3 separate regions of the Homo sapiens genome follow, and regions 1 and 2 are each linked to region 3. The links are chromatin loops, found by intact Hi-C in ENCODE. Cell type or tissue: CD4-positive, alpha-beta T cell. All regions are shown on one strand. Region 1 holds the start of ZNF621 (zinc finger protein 621). Region 2 overlaps NKTR (natural killer cell triggering receptor). Region 3 holds the start of ULK4 (unc-51 like kinase 4).

Region 1 (2,500 bases), 1.4 Mb before region 3:
GCAAAAAAAAAAAAAACAAAGTCTGTCCATCTTAGCAACCACTTTGATACTGGAGAAAGGCTCCTGTCCAGAAGGAAGGGCACAGTAGTGAGGTACTTGCCAATGAGCTGGGTAGAGCTGCCACTGGCTGGCTTCGGGAAGTGTTTATCACTGACTGGCTCATGTTCAGAAGCTTGGAGTGAGGCTGTTGTGTACTGGTTGATTTTCAGAGTACGTGTACTGATCTAAAATTATGTAAATTAATGGCAAGTACTTGTTAGTGACTTGGGACTTTGGTCAAAAAACAGTCTTTTCCTTTCCTGAATATGAAAAGTAAGTTCTTTTAATTAGCAGCCTCCCCTCTTCACTGTTTTTTCTTCCTGCAGTCCAACTAACAGAACAGACCATAAAGGTCTGTCCAGATCATTATTTATGGAAGTATGAGATATATATATTTCAGCTGGTGTTAACATTTTATTTAAGTGCCAGTTACTGAGCAGAAAAATAGCTGTAACTACGAGTTTTTGTAATTTATTGGAAAAAGCTAAATATAAGACATTTAGGGTGTCCTCCCAAAGTCAACACAGGACAAGATCATTTAATATAGGACATGTCCTGTGTATACAGGATGCCTAGCAACTGTATGTAGCCACGGGTGTTTTGGTTGTTAAATGAATCTGTCCTAAAAGGTTCTACGCACATCTAGGTCCTTGGAAGGGAGAGGGCTAAAACGGCGAGTGGAAACCATGGTTTCCCTGAGGACTGCCCAGCTGAGGACCCAAGCAAGATCCTGGGCTTGGGCCTCTTAGAGATGACAAAGCAGGCGCCATTCTCCCCTCACCTGCACGGCCCAGGCTTCAGGTGAGCCACGGGGCCAAGGCGGCCAACAGCTGAGGCGCAGCCCGTGAACTGGGGGCCCACTTGTGCCTAGAGGGCGAGGTCTCGGTAGAGCCAGGCTGTATCAGTCCGTGACACTCCAGCCAGAGGCGATGCCGACGGCTGCCGGAGAAAGCCGGGCTTAGAGCGCCACAGTTCCACGCCCGCCGCCGGCCTCTCAGCCCAGCCGGTCGCCGCAACCTCGCCTCTTCCGCAGGGCGGGGCCAGCCATGAAAGGCGGGGCGGGTCTGGCCACGGGGCGACCGAGATGGCGGCCTCCGGGGGCCTAGAGGGACCCTGGGCGTGCACTCGCCCTTCCGGCTCGGCCTTTAGTTAGTGACCAGCTCCTCGGCGTTCTGCAGAGCGTGGGTTTCAGCGAGTTCTACGTGCCAGGTCCGCCCGGTGCCGGCTTCCTCGCTGCCCCTGGCGGCTCGTCAGCCCCCACTACCCCTGAACTTGGTCCCAATGGCGGCCCGCCCCTCCTTCACCCGGACCGTGGGCATCTGGGCCTCGCCGAAGCCGTCAAGGTGGCTGCTCGGGCTTCTAGAGCCCGTGTCCAGCCCTTTGCCACCGAGGCCTGATCCTCTTTTCTGCCCTAAAGAACTTGCCCTGACAGCCTCTGGCTCCCGGTACTGACGTTTCTGATGTTTGGGGTTGCCTGTTTTCTTGGGTGGAGTGTTAAGATCACGGTTGGGTGGGGTCTCCGGTCAGCATCACCCACTGGGACGCTGAGTATTTTACCCTTAATCCGCATTCAGCCACCCCAGTCCCTCTTCTCCTGAGGTTCTTTCTTTTGGGTCCACGTCATCGTCCCTGTAAGCATTCTGTAAAGACTCTTTACGTTTGTAGAGACCCAACACAATAGGGACAGGGCTCTTGGGTCCCTCAGTTTACCCGTACGAATGGGCTCAAAAAAAGCTCTTCGGACTGAGCAGGCAGGTGGAAGATTGTCCTGAAGACTAGGCAGAACAATTCATAAGAAGTTTGGGGCTATCAGCGTGAGAACAATTAGAGGGAGTCCTAGTAGAATCTCCGTGCATCCAGTGCTGGAAATGTGGAAACTGGGAGGGCCATAGGTTGCTGTAGGTGGTGGACGACAGGGTCCTTAGCACTCATGGCTCTTTTTCTCTTAGCTCTTGAGGATCTTGCTTGTCCAAACCCAGAAGACAGTGCATGAAGCCAGGGGACATCCGCCATGCTCCAAACAACTTGGCCTCAGGTGAGCTGAGCTTCTTTCAGTTTTTTTGTTTGTTTGTTTATGTTTTTTTACTCACATTAGCTATCAGATAATCAGGAAAGGATGAGGAAGGCCTAACTTGGCCAAGCTGTGTTTTCCCCTTTGTATCTATCTCCAGGGCTATGGCAGATGTAAATATGTGCTGGGGAAATGAAAGTTTTGTGTATAGAGAGTGATGAGTTTGGATGTATAGATTTAAATGGAAGAAAGGGGACCTATACCAAGAAATTCTTTCTGAATGTGGAAATCCAGATCGTGTTCTAGAAATGAAAGTCACCTACTGAAATCAGACTCATTTTTTGTGAGACGGAGTCTCACTCTGTCGCCCAAGCTGGAGTGTAGTGGCACTATGATATCGGCTCACTGCAGCCTCTGCCTCCTGGGTTCAAGTGATTCCCATACCTCAGC
Region 2 (2,500 bases), 640 kb after region 3:
GCCTCCTGCGCTGTCGCGACGGGCCGGCGTGAGGCACCGTGGCGCGGACTTCGTCTCAGCCCCGCCCTCGCCCCTGCCCTCGCCCCCGCCCTCGCCCCTGCCCTGACCGCTTTTCTCCCCCTCTCTCCCAGCTCTTGCCGCCACCTCGGTCGCGATGGGGGCGCAGGACCGGCCGCAGTGCCACTTCGACATCGAGATCAACCGGGAGCCGGGTGAGCTGGAAACTGGGGAGCGCTGCTGGGGCCGAGGCCTGCCTTGGCGAAGGGGAGGGGTCTACCCTCAGCAACCCTCCCCCGGCCTTTTTGGGAGCGGGTAGGAGGCGCAGGCAACTTTCCGTTTTCTCTTGAGAGAAAATCAGTGGGAGAGGAAGGTGGCCTGGGCACACCCCTAACTCGCAGTCCGGGCCTCTTCCTGCCAAACCCCACACACCCCGCTGCATCTCCGGACTGAGTCCTCGTAGCCAGCCTGGCGCCAAGAAAAGGAGGTGCAGTTCTTTGAGGACTTTTTCTCTCCCAGTGTCTCCGTGAGGCAGACACTCCCGATCCGATTTCCGGTTATCTTGCTTGGTGCTATGAAGTTTCAACTAGTAGGAAATATTGTGTGTTTCCTAATCACGATATATCACTAATATGTTAATTTTGCCTCTATTTTTCCTTAAGAATCTTTAGCTAGAATTTCGTGGTTCCTGGGAAAATGGCTTAGTGAAGATCTTTTGTGATAAACCAGAGCATTTTGTACCAGCAGAATTGCAGCATGCATGCACTTAGCATTAATGTTTGTCTTTAGGGAATCCAGACATTTGTTAGTGTATTTTTTTTAAATGAAACATTTCCTTCTAAAGCATAGTTATTTCATTCTAAGTAGCAGAGCGTGCAGGGTTTCAAACTGTTTTCTTAGCTTTTTTTGTTATCCGTGACAAAAGTTTTAATTGGAGACATATATATATGTGTTGTCTTTGTGCAACATCTTGTTCTGCATATTCTTATGAGAGCCTGCTACTGTTCTAGGGTCTGGAGATAGAGCAGCGCATAAAACAAAGGCCTCTTCCTTTTATAGTTTATATTCTATTGGGGGGAAGACGGACAACTAGGAAAAAAATAACAGTGACTTGTAGTTGGGATACTATTTTAATAAGTTGGTCAGACAAGGCCATTTTGAGAAGATGAGATTTAAGCAGGTATCAGAAGGAGATGAAGTGAGCCGTATTTAAGAAGAGCATTCGTGGTAGAGGGAAACAGCACAGCCCTGAGGTGAGGAGTAGTATACAGTCAGGCGCCAAATGACATTTCTATCTTTAACAATGGTCTTATATATAATACCTTTTTTTGGTAACTTTTTAATGTTTAGCTGTGTTTAGATATACAAATACTTCATTGTGTTAAAGTTGCCTACGGTATTCAGTGGAGTAACATCCTGTACAGGTTTGTAGCCTAGGAGCAAATAGACTATATAGCTTAGGTGTGTAGTAGGCCGTACCATCTAGGTGTGTTTAAATACATTCCATGATGTTCACACAATGACGAAATTGCCTAATTACACATTTCTCAGAATCCGTCCTGGTTATTAAACAATGGAGGACTGTACTTGCATGTTTGAGGGACAGCAGGGTGCCCAGTGTGGCTGGAGTAGAAGAGGAAAGAGAATAGTAAGAAATGGCCTGTAGGACTGACTCAGTGAGGTAGGAAGATATTAAAGGGTTTCGAGCAAAGGGATGAGATAATCCTGGAAATTTGGTTGCCTTCTCTCTCTTTTTAATGTTTTTAGCCTTGATTGATCTTTTTTTTTTTTTTTTTTAAATAAGTGTTACTAGAAAGCCTTGATGGACCTTAATCTTTATTTTGTAGTGAATCCATGCTTTAGATAACAGGGTTATTTTCTATTAAGAATTAAAAATAGCTCACGCCTGTAATCCCAGCACTTTGGGAGGCAGACGCGGGTGTATCATTTTGAGGTCAGGAGTTCGAGACCAGCCTGGCCTACATGGCGAAACCCCATCTCTACAAAAAATAAAAAAATTAGCTGGGCATGGTGGCTCTCTTAGTTTTTGCCTGTAGTCCCAGCTATTTGGGAGGCTGAGACTGAAGGACTGCTTGAGCCTGGGAAGCAGAGGTTGCAGTGAGTAGAGATTATACCACTGCATGTCAGCCTGGGTGACGGAGTGAGACCCTGTCTCAAAAAAAAAAAAAAAGAAAAGAAAAGAAAAATAGTAGATTGCTGAAGAGTAGAAGTATGACCAAGCATGGTGGCTCATACCAGTAATCCCAGTACTTAGGGAGGCCCAGGCAGGAGGATTGCTTGAACCCAGGAGTTTGAGACCAGCCTGGGCAATATAGCAAGACCCTGTCTACAAAAAACAATTTTTTTTTAATTAGCCAGGCATGGTGGTGCTCACCTGTACTTGGAAGGGTGAGGTGGGAGGATGGCTTGAGCTCAGGAGTTTAAGGCTGCCATGAGCTATGATTGCACCACTGCACTCCAGCTTGGTCAACAGAGCAAGATC
Region 3 (2,500 bases):
CACCCCTCCTGATCCCCAAAAGTTAACCACCCCCTGACTTTCGTAGTCATCACTTCCTTAGGTTTCTTCATGGTTTTCTCACTCGAGTGTGCTTTCCCAGAAACCACAGTTTAGTCTCTTAACCTATAGTGCTCCTAAGGAAGTCTCTCTTAATTCACAAGTTCACCTAAGAAGCATCTAAGAAGCCAGAAGGCAGAGCAAATCACATACAGGTGCAAATGAGGCATTTAAGAGTCGGGGGCAGGTCCTACATTCAAGGAACGCTGAGAGCGAACAGGTGATAAGAGCGCACAGGTGCCCACTTTCAGCACAATCATGACTCCCGCACCAGAAGCATGAGCATCACCTGGGACTTAATACAAAAGAAAAAGTTATCGGCCCTGCCCCAAATTTACGGAATCATACACTACGGCGGTAGGGCCTGGCCTTCTGTGTTACTACACGCCCTGGGGTGACTGGGATGCGCTCAAGTCTGCGAAATGCCAGCCAAATCAACCCCGAGATGTAACCGATGGCGCGCGCCACACTAAGCACTCCATAGGTGCTCCTCCTCGCCGCACTTCACAGACTCAATTATCACAGACTCAGGGGCGCTACGTAGTCACTCACCCCCCCCCCCCCCCCCCCCGCTCCCCAGGCAACTCGCGGCGGGCGAATCGGCGGCTTTCGCGGCCTCGCTACGTCCGTAGGCATCAGTCCGCGAGACCGGCTGGGAGCCTAGGAAGCGCTGCAGGGCGGTGAAGACGCGGTCCGCTCTGGGAAGTTAAGAGATGGCGTCCATAAAGCACATCTCCCAAGCCGAAACACACAAGCACTCTCTCTCCCCGCTGCACCCAGGTCCTAGAAGAGGCGTCCCGTGTGCCCTTAACTAACGCCCGGATAAAAACGGGCGGCTTTTTTAACACGAGCGCAAAGCAGGGGAGCGCAGGGGGTACGGGGTCCACTGGCAGAAGGAGAGAGGGCGGCCAGGCGCCACCACCCACCCGCCCCGGCAGGCCTGCGCGCTCTTCCGCGACCGCTTAGGCAGACACGAACTCAGACTCGTAGCTACTAAAACCGCCACTGCCACGCACCTGGTAGCTAAGTCAAGAAAAGAGTCCAGTCCACTTGGCTGCTCCCGCGGTTGCGCGCATCTCGGCCTCTGCCTCAGGACAGGTCCACAGGCCCAAGAATGGGGGAGAAAGCAGTGAAGCAAAGCGGAACGCGCGGAAGAAGCCGACCAGCCTTACGGAGGCGACGCCCCTCCAGGTTTGGATTCGTCCATACGGTTTCCACGGCAGCACACAGAACGCCGGAAGAAGCTCAGGAAGCCGACTGGCTGTGCAGTTTCCGTTCCTGTTGGCTGGGGCCCGGAAGTGAGAGACCACGAGGGCCCCTCCCTCCACCCAAAGGGCATCACGCCCTGCCTTTGGACGAGCCCACAGGCCAGAGACTGGGGCGGGAAGTGCTGGAGTAACAGTCATAGTGGTCGGCCCACCATCCCTCTATGTTTGGATTTGCTCATTCCATCTCCATGGCAGCACGCAGAACGCTGGAAAAACGCAAAGCGCTGATTGGTTAAGAGTCTCAGTTCCTATTGGCCAGAGTCCGAAGTGGGAGCCCGTGAGGGACTACTCTTCAATCTTAAGTGGGTGCTGAGGCTAGAGTGTGGAGAACTGAGACCTCGTCATTTCTTCTCTTCCCGTTCCCACTGTCCTTCTGTTTCCTTCCATTCTTTTCTTTCTGGCTTCTTCTGGGAGCTCAGGTAGACATGGTGGCATAGTCTGGATAACCAACGCCTCAGAAGCAGGGGCCCCGGGGTCCTCACCATTTAGAAAAGAGAAGGCTGTGAATTACCTTCCTTTTTGGAGATGGAGGAAACAGATGAGACACTCTGATCTCAAGTTGATTGTGTAAACTAAAAATAAAAGTTCCAAGCCCCCCTACCAACTGAGTGGATCCCTCCTCTGGGCCAAAGGCACGCCAAAGTTAACCTGAAGAACTAGCTCAGGCAATGATGGGAAGATGGGGTGGGACAGGCCTCATTATACCCTCCTCCCGTTGGAATACAGGCACAGCTGACCAGCGTTAACATTAAACAGAGACCTTAAGACTGACAAAACAGACTTTTTTGCAGCAATAAGATACCAACATGGCAGCAGGCCCCAAAAGACATTGAAGTATTTTATCCTGATATATATATACACACACATAGACAAACACACACACACATATACTCTTATGTATACATATATACTCATATACGTATATATATATATATTTTTTTTGAGACAGTCTCGCTGCATCACACAGACTAGAGGGCAGTGGCGCAATCTCGGCTCACTGCAACCTCCACCTCCTGGGTTCAAGTGATTCTCCTGCCTCAGCCTCCCAAGTAGCTGGGATTACAGGCGTGTGCCACCACACCAGCTAATTTTTGTATTTTTAGTAGAGACAGGGTTTCACTGTGTTGGCCAAGCTCATCTTGAACTCCTGACCTCAGGTGATCCACCCGCCTTGG

What was found. Peaks named below come from ENCODE experiments on the same cell type or tissue, not always from the same donor. Only the 100,000 strongest peaks of a DNase experiment are listed, where the experiment ranks them.
Region 1: it touches region 3 in a loop (6-fold over the local background); 7 of 110 quality-filtered maps call a loop at or near these places.
Region 2: it touches region 3 in a loop (20-fold over the local background); 3 of 110 quality-filtered maps call a loop at or near these places.

Annotation. Positions count from the first base shown.
Region 1 is chr3:40,523,791-40,526,290 of GRCh38, forward strand. ZNF621 (zinc finger protein 621) reads left to right here and starts at 1,170. Exons shown (of 5, transcript NM_198484.5): 1 at 1,170-1,484; 2 at 1,989-2,074. The coding sequence starts at 2,051. RefSeq lists enhancers at 772-861, 1,140-1,952, 1,512-1,651 and a silencer at 1,052-1,211. In CD4-positive, alpha-beta T cell, no CTCF peak of the experiment used is centred here; a DNase peak (open chromatin) is centred at 1,061; H3K4me3 peaks cover 1,565 bases; H3K27ac peaks cover 1,381 bases.
Region 2 is chr3:42,600,853-42,603,352 of GRCh38, forward strand. NKTR (natural killer cell triggering receptor) reads left to right here. Exons shown (of 17, transcript NM_005385.4): 2 at 132-212. The coding sequence starts at 155. It also overlaps a transcript of SEC22C not described here. Among named protein-coding and RNA genes, the nearest start is that of NKTR, 1.4 kb to the left of the region's middle. RefSeq lists a silencer at 1-137. In CD4-positive, alpha-beta T cell, a CTCF peak has its summit at 1,228; a DNase peak (open chromatin) is centred at 1,239; H3K4me3 peaks cover 1,240 bases; H3K27ac peaks cover 829 bases.
Region 3 is chr3:41,960,943-41,963,442 of GRCh38, forward strand. It overlaps ULK4 (unc-51 like kinase 4), which reads right to left and starts at 1,161. Exons shown (of 37, transcript NM_017886.4): 1 at 1,074-1,161. RefSeq lists enhancers at 1,131-1,290, 1,441-1,490. In CD4-positive, alpha-beta T cell, no CTCF peak of the experiment used is centred here; DNase peaks (open chromatin) are centred at 629 and 1,249; H3K4me3 peaks cover 2,037 bases; H3K27ac peaks cover 1,966 bases.